Regions from separate parts of the Mus musculus genome. Here region 2 is linked to region 1. A link is a loop called in an ENCODE intact Hi-C map of the cell type or tissue named here. Cell type or tissue: left cerebral cortex. All regions are shown on one strand.

Evidence for each region. A loop is a pair of places that touch in the nucleus more often than their neighbours do. Peaks named below come from ENCODE experiments on the same cell type or tissue, not always from the same donor. Only the 100,000 strongest peaks of a DNase experiment are listed, where the experiment ranks them.
Region 2: a loop joins it to region 1, with 2.3 times the contacts of the local background. A loop is called at or near these places in 5 of 42 quality-filtered maps.

What each region holds. Positions count from the first base shown.
Region 1 is chr12:56,588,756-56,596,755 of GRCm38, reverse strand. All of the region lies in intron 2 of Gm26973 (a long non-coding RNA gene), which reads right to left. It overlaps C87198 (expressed sequence C87198), which reads right to left and starts at 5,697. Exons shown (of 5, transcript NR_046003.1): 1 at 5,590-5,697; 2 at 5,090-5,209; 3 at 4,861-4,945; 4 at 2,749-2,848; 5 at 2,202-2,377. In left cerebral cortex, a CTCF peak has its summit at 4,825 (motif pointing right); a DNase peak (open chromatin) is centred at 4,833.
Region 2 is chr12:56,982,445-56,990,444 of GRCm38, reverse strand. All of the region lies in intron 1 of Slc25a21 (solute carrier family 25 (mitochondrial oxodicarboxylate carrier), member 21), which reads left to right. Among named protein-coding and RNA genes, the nearest start is that of Gm30001, 89 kb to the right of the region's middle. In left cerebral cortex, a CTCF peak has its summit at 4,185 (motif pointing right); a DNase peak (open chromatin) is centred at 4,188.

The DNA of each region.
Region 1 (8,000 bases):
GAGGTAAGTAAGTTGTTTGCTGTCCTTGGGTACTGGCAAAAGGCAGGCCTCGAAGCCTCATAAAACATAGAAAACAAAGTATGTAAGACAGGCACAACTATGGCAACCTGACTGTCTCAAAAAGGCTTAATAGCACTGGGGGATGAATGAGACATGGAGTCTGGAGCATTTGGTCCAGATGTGAGTCCAGAGGCTGAGCTTCAGAGAACAGCAGTGAATGGGTCACCTTTCCCTCTCAGCTGGGTTGTGACTACCTCCTCTCTACTTTGAATTTTTCTTCTTTTCCACATACATAGACATCAGTGTTATTTACATGATCCACATTATATTGCTTTTTTTTTTACACACTGAAAACCTAGCAAGTGGCTACTTAGAACATGTTGAATCAAGTCCCAACTTCCTAATAGTTAAAATACAGCTATTAGTCCCATTCCTTTACCACTCCCAACAGTGTCAGATATACTGAATTTCCCTGATTCTTTTATTTTTACTTTATTTTGAGATTTGGGGGGGGGGGTGTCTCACTACCCAGTGCTGACTGACCAGGAAGTCATTAGGTAGACCAGGGTGGCCTCACATTCATCGAAGTCCATCTGCCTCTGCCTCCTCTGCCTCCTCTGCCTCCTCTGCCTCCTCTGCCTCCTCTGCCTCCTCTGCCTCCTCTGCCTCTGCCTCTGCCTCTGCCTCCCAATTCCTGGGATTGAAGGCACAGGCCTCCATGCCCAGCCTTTAATCCCCCTAGGTCTCTTAGCTCACGAGGCTCTTCTTTTCAGCCCTTCGCACTCGTTCATGGTGTTCTGACATCACAGGCTCCTTCCCACCTTGATCTAAGCACATGCCTCACCATCCCCCATCCTGTCAGCTCCAGCTCCAGCTCTGAGGGTCACACCCAGACTCCACACCGCACTCTGCTCTCTACCACAGATCTGTAGTGCCACCCTTCCGTATCTTCTCATTCACTTCTCTCGTTTGCCACAAGGACAGAGACCACATAAAGGATACCTTGTATTCACTTCTGTATTGTGACTCTGAACACAAGGCAGCCCTCCCTCCGGGGAACATGGTCTAAATGCCTGTAAGTGAGTGAAGCCTAGTCACTCTAGGACCAGCAGAAGCCAGAGCTGGGATGCTGGCTGGAGAACTTTCTCAGTCCAACACTTTTCTTGGGGGTGTCTTGGGGGGACCTAGGGAGGTGATACACCACTCCTCACCTTGAATTAGAACCAAATTTCTCTCCAAGGGAAGAAAGAAAACACTGTATTTTCATGGAAGATTTCATGTCAAAAAATTCACTCTGGATTTTTTTTTTTTAGCTCCTTATGCCAAACAAGCTATCATAGCCATTGGTGGCAGTGAATGCTCTCACCTTCCAGTGACTTGACAACACCAATGAAGATAAACGGCTGTGCTTGAGAGAACATGAATCACGACAAACCCAGTGTTGTCAAGGAACAATAAAAATTCTAATGTGTTGCAAATAACCCTTGTGAAATTCTCTTCATTTTTATTTTTTGGCATTAGAGCTGACATAGTTACTTTTCTGGTTCTATCTTACAAGCCATGTCTTCCAGAGAAAAATAAAGAAATGTATTAAACAGGATCTGAATGGCCTAGTCGGCTATCACTGGAAAGAGAGGCCCATTGGACTTGCAAACTTTATATGCCCCAGTACAGGGGAATGCCAGGGCCAAAAAGTGGGAGTGAGTTGGGGGGGGAGGGTATGGGGGACTTGTGGGATAGCATTGGAAATGTAAATGAGGAAAATACCTAATAAAAAATATATATATATAAAACAGGATCTGAAAAAGAAATCTTCAATGGGTAAAGAAACCTTAACATAGGAAAGAAGTTCCTCAAACATCTGCAAAGGAACAAGAGATGCGCGGGGGCGGGGTAGGGAGACATAAAGAGTTACAGTGCACTTTGTGTGGGGTCATGGTGGAGGAGGTGGTAGTTGTGAAGTGTGTGTGTGTGTGCACGAGTGTGTGTATGTGTGTACATGTGTGTGCATGTGGGTGTACATGTATGTGTGTGAATGTGTGTGTGCATGCACGTGTGTGTGTGTGTGTGTGTGTGTGTGTATGTGCAATCCACGAAGGTCTCAGTCCTCAGGTGCCTTCCGGTTTTTGTTTGAGAAAGAATATCTCAACAGCCTAGATCCAGATCCAGCCAGCTAACCCATGAGCCTCCAAGGATCCACTGTCTCTCACTTTTCTATCCCTGGGAGTACAGGTATGTATCACCTCATCAGGCATTTTGTACGGGTTCTGGGCATCCAAATCCATATTCTTATGCTCACAGTGCAAATGCCGTACCAAATGAGTCATGGCCCCAAACGCCAGAGAATTTTAATTGAGTTCTGGCCCAGAAAGTTGGCCTGAAATTGCAACAGGATACACTAAGTTAGCCAGCAGGAAAATCGGCTATGTAATCACAGTAACTAAAACAACCTCCTCCCCTCCCCTTCCCCTCCCCCTGTCCCTCCCCCTCATCCTTTTCATACATGCATATACACTACAAGGCTAATTTATATCATGTGTATTTTTTTAAGCAGCGTCCATTCACAAGCAGCTTGCCACTCCTCAAGGAAACTTTGACTATTAAATGGCAGATTTTTATCTTCCTCTTGTAGTTTCTTTCACAAAAGGAGACTCTACAACTTTTAAAATTTATCTTGTTTACAGCTTTCTCAGCACTGCTTTCCCCACCCCCATGGCCAGGAGACATTCCAGAAAGTGTGGGACTCACCAATGACATCACCCCATTATCACAGAATGATCGCTGGCGCTCCTGCACTCTGAGGATGTCTTAGGAGCAAATGGTCAATGGGGAGGATGGTCAGTACCAGCTGTGAGGGAGGGAGTACGTGTTCTTCCCTGAAGAAGACAGAATTTAGGGAAATCCCATCTAACTGTAAGTATTTGCCTTCAAATCTCCTAACACCTGCCAGAGGGAGTGTGGATGGATGTTATGCTAAGGGCAGATTCCAGGAAATGTCCTGGATACAGGCAAGGCCCTGCAAACCATTTGGGGATTTTAGACAAGAGTTTGTGCATCTTCGATGAATTACAAGCCTAACTCACAAAGCTCTTTTCACATCTGAGATTCCGTGACGGTATGATTTATCCACCCAGCACTGTACATGGAAAGGGTCAGCCACCGTATTTATTACCCCAAGGACTCTGGCTGTGATTTTTTCCCACCCTAACTACTCTCCACTAACACAGCCTCTGTGGCAGCAAAAAGGGCTCGAGAGCCTGCTCTGATGTCTCTGCTTCTGTGCAGTTCAGTGAGCTTGGGATGGGGATGAGGATGAAGTAGGGAAGTGTGTGTCTCTGCTGAGCACCCTCCAGGCCACACTGTGATGCAGAAAGCACTAGGAGGTGAGAGATCATCATTTACTTGCATATGTGTATGGTGTAGGCATGAGTATATGCCCATGCATATGCGTTTGTGTGTGTGTGTGTGTGTGTGTGTGTGTGTGTGTGCTTCGGAAGAACAAAGGTCAATGTCGGGCATCTTCCTCTATCATGCTTTACTTTAGTTTTTGACACCGAACCCACTAAACCCAATGCTTACTAACTTGGCTGGATTATCTGGCTACCAAGCCTACGAGAGCATCCTGAGATTACACAGGTACAAGTTGCCATGTCTCTGGCTTTTATTTGGTGCTGGGATCTAAAACGTGTAGTGAACACTTTCCTGCCCATTATCATCAGTTCACTTTTTTAAAAAGATTTTATTCATTTTATGTGTATGAGTACACTGTGGCTGTCTTCAGACACACCAGAAGAGTGCATTGGATCCCATTACAGATGGTTGTGAGCCACCATGTGGTTGCTGGTAATTGAATTTAGGACCTATGGAAAAAACAGTCAGTGCTCTTAATGGCTAAGCCACCCCTCCAGCCCCATTAGTTCACTTTTAATGTCATTTTTCTTACTCTGCTTTGTGTTTCTAGCTTTTGATATTGTAAGCTTGTCTCTTTAACTGCAGATTTTAGGAATTTCTTTTCCCCCTGGCCCATCACCTATATAACAATACACATTTTTCATACTTGGATGTCTGTCTGTCTTGACTATGCTAGCCAAATTGAGGTTTAGGTAAATGTATTGTCAAATGGCAAAATCTCTGGTTGTCATAGTTTTAAATCTATAAACTCTTTTTTATTTAAAAAAAACCCTAAAGTCATGATTATTATATATAATCAGAAGCAAATAAAGACAGTCATTCAAATGCTATGTGATAGTCTGTTTTCCTATTGACAAAATCTGCATAAGTTCTGAAATAAGGAAAACTGGGTTCAAATGTAGGCTTTGCGGTTTTCTGCTGTGTTGTGGTCTTTAATATCTCTATAAGAGTGAGCTGAGAGTTAAGTATGACAGCACATGCAAAGACCAGTGAAAGCTGGGGTTGTTGCCCTAAGTAGGGAGCTTTGGGTGGGTGTACATGTCTCTCACTCTCTTCCCCGTGGCAGATTTTTATTGATGCGTTTTAATGCATTGTTTGTTTACTTTATTTTGAGGCACTGGGAGTGGTGCCCAGGGTCTCATGAAGGCTAGCCAAATGCTGCACACTCCATCTGAAGAAGAAGGAAGGGAGGGAGGAAGGAGATAAGGAAGGTATATATACATGTGTGGGGTGGGCCAGATCTGATGGCCTGATGTCACCTGATTTAAGACCTTTAAAAATAGCTAATACTTTCTATGATTTATTTTTTTTTCCTAGTGCTGAAATAAAATTTGATGAAGACTGAATCTTTGTTAAGAAAAGTGAGGCCAGCAGACCACTCCCTCGTTGATTTCTGCGGTGCTGTTTGCTTCAACCTCTAGAGGGCAGCATGCCATCAAGGAAACTCACCAGGAGCCCAGGTAGAACCCGTTTAGATGACCAGTTGTCTGAAGTCCGAGTCATGTTGACCTTAAAGGAGGGAGAAGGGGGCTGCCTGGAAAATCCCAGAAAGATACAATACCAAAATGTAAGCAACCATTCATTATAATTTCTAATGATTATTAAATACTGGGTTATTTTGAACCCATCAGATGAATACCCTGGTAAATAAATAAATCTGATGAATGTGGATGGTTACCTGCAGGAACAAAGTCACTAAGGAAGAAGCAGGTGGTTTCTCAGACCGGGTTCCATCTTCAAAAGTGATTTCCAGCTGTGACCTCATCTCTCCAGACTCTTCAAACCTGTGCATCACAAGCTAGGGATAGAAGCCCCAGCTCTTCCTTACTCCATACCACCTACTTCCTTCAGTTAATTCTGGGCTCATTTTAGTATAGGGACCCAACGTCACTGTCTTAGCCAGGGTTTCTATTCCTGCACAAACATTAGACTGCTTTTTCTTTCCAGAGCTGAACCCATGCGTGCCAGCAGCTTGAAGCTCAGTGACTTACTTTTATCAACATGAAACCCTCTACCTCCATCTCTCTGTCTTGTTTTCTTCTGAATTATTTTCTGATTTCTAAAAAAAATATGTTTTTATTTGAAATAGCATTTGTCACTTGCTGTCTTAGGCAGGGTTTCTATTCCTATACCAAACATCATGAACAAGAACTCTCAAGTTGGGTTTATTCAGCTTACACTTTCCACATTGCTGTTGATCACCAAAGGATGCAGGACTAGAACTCAAGCAGGTCAGGAAGCAGGAACTGATGCAGAGGCCACGGAGGGATGTTCTTTACTGGCTTGCTTGCTTCCCCTGGTTTGCTCAGCCTGCTCCCTTATAGAACACAAGACTACCAGCCCAGAGATGGTCCCACCCACAAGGGGCCTTTCCCCCTTGATCACTAATTGAGAAAATGCCCCACAGCTGGATCTCATGGAGGCATTTCCTCAACTGAAGCTCCTTTCTCTGTGATAACTCCAGCCTGTGTCAAATTGACACAAAATCAGCCAATACAGTCACCTACATTTGGGATCTTGATCACTGACTCGGGGCTTCTAGTATTAATGTCACTTCCTTCACTTAACCCTGTTGTAACCTGCTCATTCAGAACAGGGAAGAGCCACAGCTACACCGCAGGAAAGCCCTGGAACGCAAGCTTCTGGGACCATCCACCCCTGCATCTCCTGGGCTCACACAGAGGCAGGTCTTACATCAGAGGGTTTTGCTCTGCTCTCTGGGATATTCAGGATCTCGGTCTAAACTCACCCACTAATCGGAGCCTTAGGATTTTAATATGCAAAATTAAGGCTGCCAAGTGCCTTCCCTACCTTCTACGGATGCAGATGCAGACAACTAGGCACTTTGATGCCAAGATCATCTTGGAGAACACAGAACAAGATCACATCTATTCAGAGGCACACCTTTGATATCCCTACACACCAACTCTGGGTGCCTTGGATAGTTGATGACTACTGTCTTCTTCAAAAGATATCTAGGATCGGTTGGGATAAAAGCTTTCATGTATGTGTGGGCTGTTGTCAAACAGGACACTAGAATATTTCTTTTATGAAAAACTAACACTTCCAATATTGAAAGGCAGTATCCATTAATTCAATCGAACATTATTTTCATAAGCAAATATGTTTGAGAAAATTAGCAAGCAAATGCATAAATAAATTACCTACATTGAAAGCTGTTACTGGCAGGTATGATAACATGTTTCGTGTTCACTAGTTTCCATTTCTTTTGAAGTGAATTTCTGGCTGCCTGTGTTTATGTCACAGGTGGTATCCTCACCTGCTTCATTAAGGCCTGTTTAGAATACAGTTCTAATGTAGGTTTTATTCCATGTAAAGCCACCTAGAGATAATTTTAAATGATCAGATCGACTAACAAACACGTAATCAAGGAGCTCTTAAGATTTTATTAAAATTCAGGTCTTTCACCATTAGCAAACCTGCTTCATTAACATATTAATAGATAATGTTCCTGCTCATAATTAGCGCGGATTTTCTTTGCATTACATTGTAGTTGAAAGAATTCAGGTGGGGTTGTGTAAAGTTGTTTTTTTTTTAATTCCTGCTAACAAAGCACCTGGAAGTGCCACTGAATCCTGCTGACCACAGTTTGCATTTTCATCTGCTTCCTTCTCCCCACGTTCTCCTTATTAAACTCAGTTCTGTGATTGATTTTCTGCATAGCCAGGCCACTATGAATGACAATGGTAAGCCACGAAGCACAGCAGTCTGGCCCACTTACTGAAGACTGAATCCTACCTGCGACAGAAATTCTAGGCTCAAAAATAGCTAAGCTTTGAGAGAAGCAGGCATATGAGAACCTTAACCTTTTTCTTTAATAGTATAATTCAAAAGTCCAAGTTCTTCAAGTGCTTCATACCTAGACCAGTGACTGGAGTTCATGTAGATGTCTCTATAAAAAGAGCAACATCTGCCCCCCTGCCCCCCTGCCCCCAAGCTGCTGCTGAAGGCTGTGTTTGTGTCTGTGTCCCTGCAACAGCAATGATCTGTGTCTGTGTCAATGTTTATGGCCCATGTTACCACCAAAAGCTATACAGTCATCCCTGGTCTCGGTCATGTTGATGTCAGAGGGCTTCACAGACCTGGCCCCACCTCTCACTGACTGCAGCATTCAGACAAGCTGGCCCCATCCCTCAACTGGACAAAGTGAGAGAGCTGGCCCGGTGGCACAGCGTGGTCACAGGAGAGCTGTCATGTCAACCAATTCAGCTACCAAGCAGGCCAAGATGCAGGTTCTGAGTTGGCCCACCCTAACATCCACCCCATTTATGAACTGCTGGAGCACATGAAGGGCTGGTCCCGCAGAACCAAAGCGGAAGGATCTCCATGACACAGGGCAACAACAAGATATCCAAGAGGAGTCCAGGTAAGGATCTAGTATAGGATTGGGGTGCATGATGTGAAATTCACAAAGAATCAATGAAAAGTTTAAAAAAAAAGTGACATCCCTTCCGAGGGATGGTATCTTACAAGGAGAAGCGATTATCTGTATTTCAATAACCACAGACCTTGAAATGCAGTCATGGCGTTATTTTGAAATATTCTAACTGAAGTAATGCACTTAAGTA
Region 2 (8,000 bases), 390 kb before region 1:
ATGTGTTTGCGTGCAATGATTCTAAGTCTTAAAGAGCAGTCTCTTCTAAGGGGAAAATGAATATCACATTTCTGAGTTAATAAAACCTGAGCTGACTTTGCTATATATGTTCAGTGTATTGTTAAAGTGTTCTGGGCATCACACTGGAGAGAGAAAGTGTGAGTAGCTGACCCAAGCCCTCTGGGTTTAGTGACACAAAGGTAAATCAGACTGAAAACATCATCCAAGTTGTGTGTCTGTCTGTGAAAGAGAACATTTTATGACAGTGTGTGCCCTGCATTTCAGGGCCGACATGGTAAATCTTAGCAGCGGACCACCACTGTGCGTGAGGGCCAAGAATCCAGGCTTTATTTGCGGGATAATAAATGATCGTGGCTGTGGAAAGAACTCAGCTGCTTCAGACTGGCCAAAGACAGACCGTACCCCCAATCCACCTGTACGCACCCCACCTTAGTCCTCGGCTGTTAAGCAGAGTGCGTTTTTGTCTTCCAGGCTGAAAGGCCCTTTAGTTTAAATTATGAAGTTTCTCTGGTTTTCTTTTTAAAAGTAAAATAAATGCTGTAGTGGCTACTAGTGTAAGAAGTTGTTAAAATACACAGGTTCTGCCCCATTTCCTGCGAAACTCTGACAAGAATGCTTGTTTATTGTTACTTGGCTGAAGCTGAGTTGTGCAGGAAGACGAGGCGAGCTTCCCTCTCTCCTTCCCTGTGCATTTCATTGTCACTTGCAGGCTGTCCCCGGAGTCTGTAGATAGAACTGCAAAGCCTAAAGTGCCGAGCAACTTAGAACACTGGCTGTCACAGTGGGGTGGACTGAGGAGGGCTGCAGCCTATGGGGTAGACTAAGTCCCCAGAGCTTTAAAAAAAAAAAAAAAAAAAACAGTCATTGCTCAAGGCTAACTGTTTCCAACATTGAACCGTTACAGGACAGATGGAGAAAGTGGAAATTTGTGCTTAATGAACACATAGAAAAATATGAAAATCTGCTCTGAGCACAGGTTGGTTTGAATTAATAATTCACTTCCATTATCTGTCAAGTTGGATTTTATGGGCAGGCCATGGCGTGCTGAAACAGAAAGCAGTATTAAGGTTGCTGGGGTGGCCATCTTTCATGGGATTGCTAGTTGGACACTTGCTGAGAAAAAAAAATGACCTTTCTTGAGTTTTAATTAATTGGCCAGCTGAGAATTATGATGACGTGTTTGAAATAATGATTTATAGGAGGAAGGCTTCCCCTTCCCAGCATTGAGCAGATCTTTTTAAAAACTCTGATCCTACCAGGCAGGCAGCTGTATTTATAGAGTTTGAGGAGGTGACTGGGTAATGTCCTTATAAGATTTAAATATACAAAAAGTAAAACTTTGCAAGATTAGTGATATATTGATTGGAAGTGTTAAAAAGTAAAGGTAACGGTTTGGAACAGGGGGAAAAGTTTTGTGTTTGTTTTTGAGTTTTTGTTTTTCCCAAGACCTTTGCTTGGTAAAAGCAATGTTAGAGCCCTTGCTTCGGTAGACTAAGATTGGAACATTTCAGAGATTAACAGGCAAAGATCACATAAAAACTTTGTGAATCATTTCATATTTTGTTCTTGCCTGCAGATAAAATCAATAAAGTGTTCCCCATATAAATAAGAGAGCAATGAAGAGAAATAGAGAGACAAGTAGGATTTAGCATGTTCTTAGCTGCTATGGACGGGATCTTATATAAAGCACCATATATTTCAGTTTGGTACTTAGAGAGAGTTTACACAACCGTAAACTGGTGGGAGAATCAGCTACAGACAAGGAACCAAATTTAGGGCTCCAAGTCTTGGGTCTGTGCTGTGGTTTGTCGTCTGAAACTTCACTTACTTCACGGAACAAAAGCAGGAGAGGTAACCTGCGTTGGAGGGAAAAAAAAGGAGTTACCTGTGACCTCTGCGAACTTAGAAACACTTTATAAATGCCCCTTCGACATATTCAACAGGGCAGTCATGGTATTTGTTTATAGTAGGCCCTGGCCCTTCCAGAGAGAAGACTGGGACAGATGTCTTGCTATCATATGCAAAATTTCCTCCTGGCAGTTTGCTTTTCTCTCCAGTGCAGTTTATTTAAGCCTTGGTCATTTCTCAAGGTCTCGCTCTTGCTGTGCAGAGTCTTTCTTGGCGTTCTCCAGTCCAGCTCATTCCAGGGTAAAGGCAGAGTCATCTAGACTCCCACAACAATCCCTCTAAGTCAGCCGTGACGATCATCTTGTCTTGCTACTTGCCACACGAGTGTCCTTCCTGGCTCCTGTTTCTCTTCACTGCCTCTAGGTCAGGACCCACATGTGGCAGGTTTTAGGCGATAACCATTTACACTGCCCACTTACACGGAGCCCCTAGGTTTGGCACAGCTTGCTCAGTCCAGACTTGAAAGTACTGCAAAGTCTAATCAGAATGGCTTCTTGAAAAATGGAAGCAGGACAATGTGTAAATGGTTATCGCCCTAAACACTGGGACACCTCTTGTTACCTCTGGCCACTCTTGAGCAAGTAAGGTTGCCTGAGTAGTGGCAGAAGTGGAGAAGGGGCCCTGGGTCTGTGCTGCACCCAGAGTAGGAGTGTCCTTGTTTCTTTGAAATTGGAATCTAAGAGGTGGTTGGCTCATTCCTTAAAGGAGACCCTTTATTCTCATTAGGATCTCATTAGTTAGGATCAACCTTGCCTCTTCCTTTCTCCTTCATTTTATTGATTATAAATGTAGTGGTGATCGTTTTATATTTGCTACAAAACGTCTCACATACTAGATTTTCAGCGACTCATCATCTTTGCTACAGGGAATTAAGACTAGGTTTCTTAGCCTGCTTTTTGAGTGTTAGTCTTGTATTCACTGGGAAACACTGATGGGAAGTGTGATCTAATGTCCTGCTTCCATTTTCCAAGAAGCCATTCTGATTAGACTTTGCAGTACTTTCAAGTCTGGACTGAGCAAGCTGTGCCGAACCTAGGGCCTCCGTGTAAATGGGCAGCCCTTAACTAAACCAAGTTTACAGGAAGTGATAAGTTTTTACATTTTGAAAGTGGAGAGGATTGTTATTAAAGCTTTGTCTCATTGGGCGTATAGGATAAGACATATGAACCTTAGGTTGGACTATAATTAAAGACAACAAAGCAAGGCTTACCCACGAGCAAGAATATGCTCCTGGACAGTTCTCATGTATGAAGGAAACTTTAAGCCAAATGTCTATAAGAATGCAAGTGCTTGATGAACTAAAGAAAATCTAGCACCAATAAGGGAACACTTACATTTTAAAAATCAAAGTCACCATTCAGTTACAGAAACTTGACTCCCAAATTACCACCATGCAAGCCCAGTATGAATTGGCCCTTCTGTGTCTGTACAGAACAGTTATTACCCACCCACGCCCCAACTACCACAAATATAGGCACAAATTAAAACTTGGGAAACGAACTAACATCCATACATTAAAATCTTTTCTTTAGGGAACCATAGATGCTGGCAGTTAGGGGGGACCCTAGCGTGAGTTTATTTGAGGAGATGGGCTGATGTTTCTCTCCATGACAGATGTAGCAGTTATTGTGTCTTTCCTTCTGTCCGCTTATGAGCCCATTGGTCACTTCTGAGAAAGAAACTTCCACAGAACCATCCTTTCCCCAGTCCCTAGGATGAGAGTTTAGTGGGGATGGGGCCCAGGGTTTACATTTTTCTATTTAACATGTCACAAATGGAAAGTGACTATCCCCCTACATGTAATGTTTGGCAATATTAAAACTCCAAGTTTAGTCCCAACTAGTCCTAAATATTGTTTGGTGACTTATGACCAGATAAAAACAAGACTTCAAGCATACAGCATGCTACTTAATTTCATAACGTTTTTTTGGCTGGTTGGAAAGAGACTAGTGTGATCCTGTTTGGGTAAACATACGATGGAAAAGGGCATTGCATGATCCTTACATTTATTGTGACATTTCCCCGGCTGCTGGTTGCATTCCTCCCCAGCGCTTTCACCACCTTCCAAGATTTCTTTCTTTCCCTGCAGAAGATTAAAGTCACGATATTTTGTTGCATAACTAGACACAATCACTGAAAATACTTTTCATTTGTCTTTCTTTCAAATATGTGTGATAAAAAGCCTAGATTAAAATAATTAAAAAGTTTTCCACAGCAAGCCTCCGAGGCAAAAGCAGAAAACTGTAGTACCGTCTATCTCCACTAGGTGCCAGCACGGCTCTGCTTCCTGTTCCAGTCCCTTCAGGGACAGTTTTCTTACTCCCTGGTTACTAAACTCTTGTACCTGCGCAGAGAGTATTTTTATTTGCTTACTTTGTTCCTGGAATTTTAAAAATTTAGCCAAAATTATTCATATCACAATAACTTATTGCTGAACATTTTAGATAAAAGAATTAAAACAGGTGCTGTCCCATTGAATTCTAGGAATTGGAAAATGAATTTAGGTCTCAAAAAAGCAATTTCCTTTCTTGTTCGACTTTTGTGAGTTTAGTATTGATCATAAAAGACGAGCTACGCTTAAAATAAGTGAAAATAAAGAACATGGGTAATATAAATAAACGGAAAATGATGCTAAAATAGTTGCAACGTATTGAGAGCAAAATTTTCCAAGTTTTGTTTTTGTAGGGTTACTTTCGAAGTTGATACAGTTGTTTATCGCTTGGTGTTGTGAATATAACTTCATACACCTTTGCTTTGTTTCATCTAATTATACTTTAACTTAATTTGGAGAGATTCTCAACATGTCACACATTTTTATGCTAACTTTCGCTTGTTATAGCAGGTTGGAAGCAAACCGTAAAATAAGCATTTAAACCACGCATCACACACGTTTCTAAAAGGTTTCCTTATTTCCCTGAGTTTCTAGAAACAAACCATGAATTTTTTCTAAATTCAATAAAAGTTCGATTTTATTTAATTTTATATATTCTAAACTACACAGGGAGAACACAATATAAAAATTTTATGCAGTAACTAAGTATACACAAAGACCTTCATTTTAGAAATCACCACTAAAGCCCTAAGCAATAGGATAAAATCACTTATCTAAAGCTGGGATCTACGATTGAAGATTTATATTAAAAGTACACGATCTTAATTTGAATTTCTTGGTGGAGTCATCTTGATATTTTAAAAGCTAGTTCTGTTAGTGTAGTATTTCTGTTTCCATTGTCAAATACATAGAAGATATTTTCTCAGCACTATTTTGTGTAATTTAAAAACAAAAAAGTCACAAAATGTGGGCATCTTAAAGTGTATATTTAAACTAATGTAATGAATAGATTTTTTTTTAAATTGATAGAGGATTTCTTTCATCTGCATTATGGGAGATCTGCTGGCTGATCTCCCTGGTTGTGTGCACTTCAGGAAAGACTTTGCTGTGTCCTCCCTGGTTCCACATTACTTCGTTTCTTTGTGTCAGAATTCTTGGTTTTTTTAAAAAAAAAAAAAAAAAAAAAAAAGCTTGGTTTATTCTCTGCATTACTTTCTGAACCTCCGTGCTGACATCCACAGTACAGCATTCTTCTCTTCTTTGGATTCATTTGTTCCTTTGACTCTGCAAAAGTATCTGCGTTCTTAAGAAGGCAAAGGGACGGGATGAAGTGCTGCTTAATCTGAAACAGAGGTCCTTAAACTCCTTCTCAGAAGCAAGATCGAATGACCTAGCCAGTCATTCTAGATCTGCATTTCCTTCCCAGCACTTTTCTTGGGTTTCTCAGATCAGCCCAAATCCTCGTTGGAATACTGCACTCTGTACTTTGTCCTTCCCCAGTATCAGACAATCATGATATGGTCGGGGTTCTTCTATCCAACTTCAAAGATGCTCATCTGTACGTTTGAAATTCTTTGTTGTTGTGTTCAATAAAGAGATTTCAGCGTTGAATTCAACCCAGACCACAGAGTGATTCAATTCATTGTTTTTGATATGTTGCATGGTAAGATATTGTGTAATCAACTTGCTTGTAATTTTGCAACTTATTTTCTTAAAAGAAAAATAGCCAGGCTGTTAACTCTGTATGGTGGTTTGAAAATGCAGGGAGCATCCTGACTTTCTGTTAGATTTCAGCATCCACAATGTAACACTAGTCGTGCCTTTAAAATCAAAATGTTGTCATCTTTACTATTGGCCCACAGTTTTAAAAGTTTTGGTTTAAAACTCTACCTTGGTTTTAAGAAAAATATCTTAACCTACACTCCAAGTTAGTAATTTTTTTTTTAATCTCAAAGAAAATGTCACTAAGACCCTGTGGCTTAGTTCTTTTTAATTCAGAAGTAAACCATGAAAAGAAGTGAGTTGTTTCAAACACAATTTGGTTCTTTTTTTTTTTTTTTTACTCTCAAGTAGTTTAGACACATGGGAAATTGTGACTTAATGTGTTATTTCAAAGCTGCGACTGATAACAATTTTCAAATTTGACCTTATACCAGTATTTTTATGAAGCCGCCACAATAGGCCCTTGGGAGGGCACATTTTAAAACTACATGTATAGACTATGTGACAAAATACACTTGCACATAGATAGGGTGATTTTATAAAGTTGACCTTGGTTACACTGTATGTATGTACGTTCAGTGAATAGAAAGGTCTCATTAGAAAGTGGTATGGGAGAGACACAGATGCGAAAAAGGCATTTGGAATAGCTATAAACTAGATGTCCCTGCTTCTTCTTTGAGTTCACATTCGTAGGAAACAATGCTGTGCATAGCTTCTGATCATTCATTTTACCGTTTTAACGGAGCTTATTTTGTTTAAGGTTTTTGTGCACTTTCCCCCCAAACCCTTTCCATTTTGATTTTATAAACTTAATAAACTGAAAGTTGGAGCCTATTCTCTATCTATCTATCTATCTATCTATCTATCTATCTATCTATCTACCTGTCTGTCCATCCATCCATCCATCCATCCGTCCGTCCGTCCGTCCGTCCGTCCGTCTGTCTGTCTGTCTGTCTGTCTATCTATCTATCTATCTTTTGAGTATTTAAAAAAAGTCTTTTTTTTCCTTTTTTTATGGGACAACGAGGGGCATGTTGCAGCGAATGACACTGGGTTCCGGGAGACTGAGCAAGGGAACCTGGAGATGGCATGTCAGGGAGATTTAGGTGGACAACAAGGTGGCTATGGCTAAGAGAAAGAGGAACACAAATCACGTTTACCTGACAGCCATTTGCCGAGAATGCCTGCCGTCTTCAGGAGCAGTGCTTGTGAGCATATTCATCACACCGTAGTCAGAGCCCTCACAAAAGGAAATCTGCACTATGGAGATGGAGTCGCTCTGTTTACACTTCATCCCTCTGCTTCCAAGGTTTTTGATTAGGAAAAAATGAGCTGCCATCTCCCTACTTCTTAAAAACAGGTGAACATGGCTTTCTTGTGTTTTCCTATGAATGAGTCTGACCGCAAATTTAGGTCTACTGAAAATTGTTACAAATTAGACAGAAATTTTCAGAAAACCCTCACTTTAAAGCAAACATGTAATTCCTCCTCTTAAACCACGGCTTGTTTGAGGGTTTCCTATTGATTACACACATTCCTAAGGCAAACAATGCACTGTATTAATGTATCTAAGACACGTCACAAAGTTTCCACCTACTCGAAATCTTTCAGAAGTACAAGATGACCAGACAACTACAAAGGGTCTCATCGCAGATCTCAACGAGAAAAATAGTCCAGAGTCATCTTGTGTGTGTGTGTGTGTGTGTGTGTGTGTGTGTGTGTGTGTGTGTGTGTATGGATGTTTTAATCATCATATGTACTGAAACACACACATCTTCAATTGACTGATTTTTGTCAGATTTTGTTTGGAAGTTTATGAGATGAACAAAAACTCTTTGCAGTTGATTCTGTTTGGTGCTTAAATGAGTAAAATAACCAGACGCGATCTCTGTGATCAAATCGGACCATCTGTGCGCTGACCCAACGGATCGTTACTATGTATGGGAAACACAAAACCCATAAAGCCGGCAGGAGCAAGCCTGTTTGACTGTGTGTAGGCTGAGCTGAATGGGATACA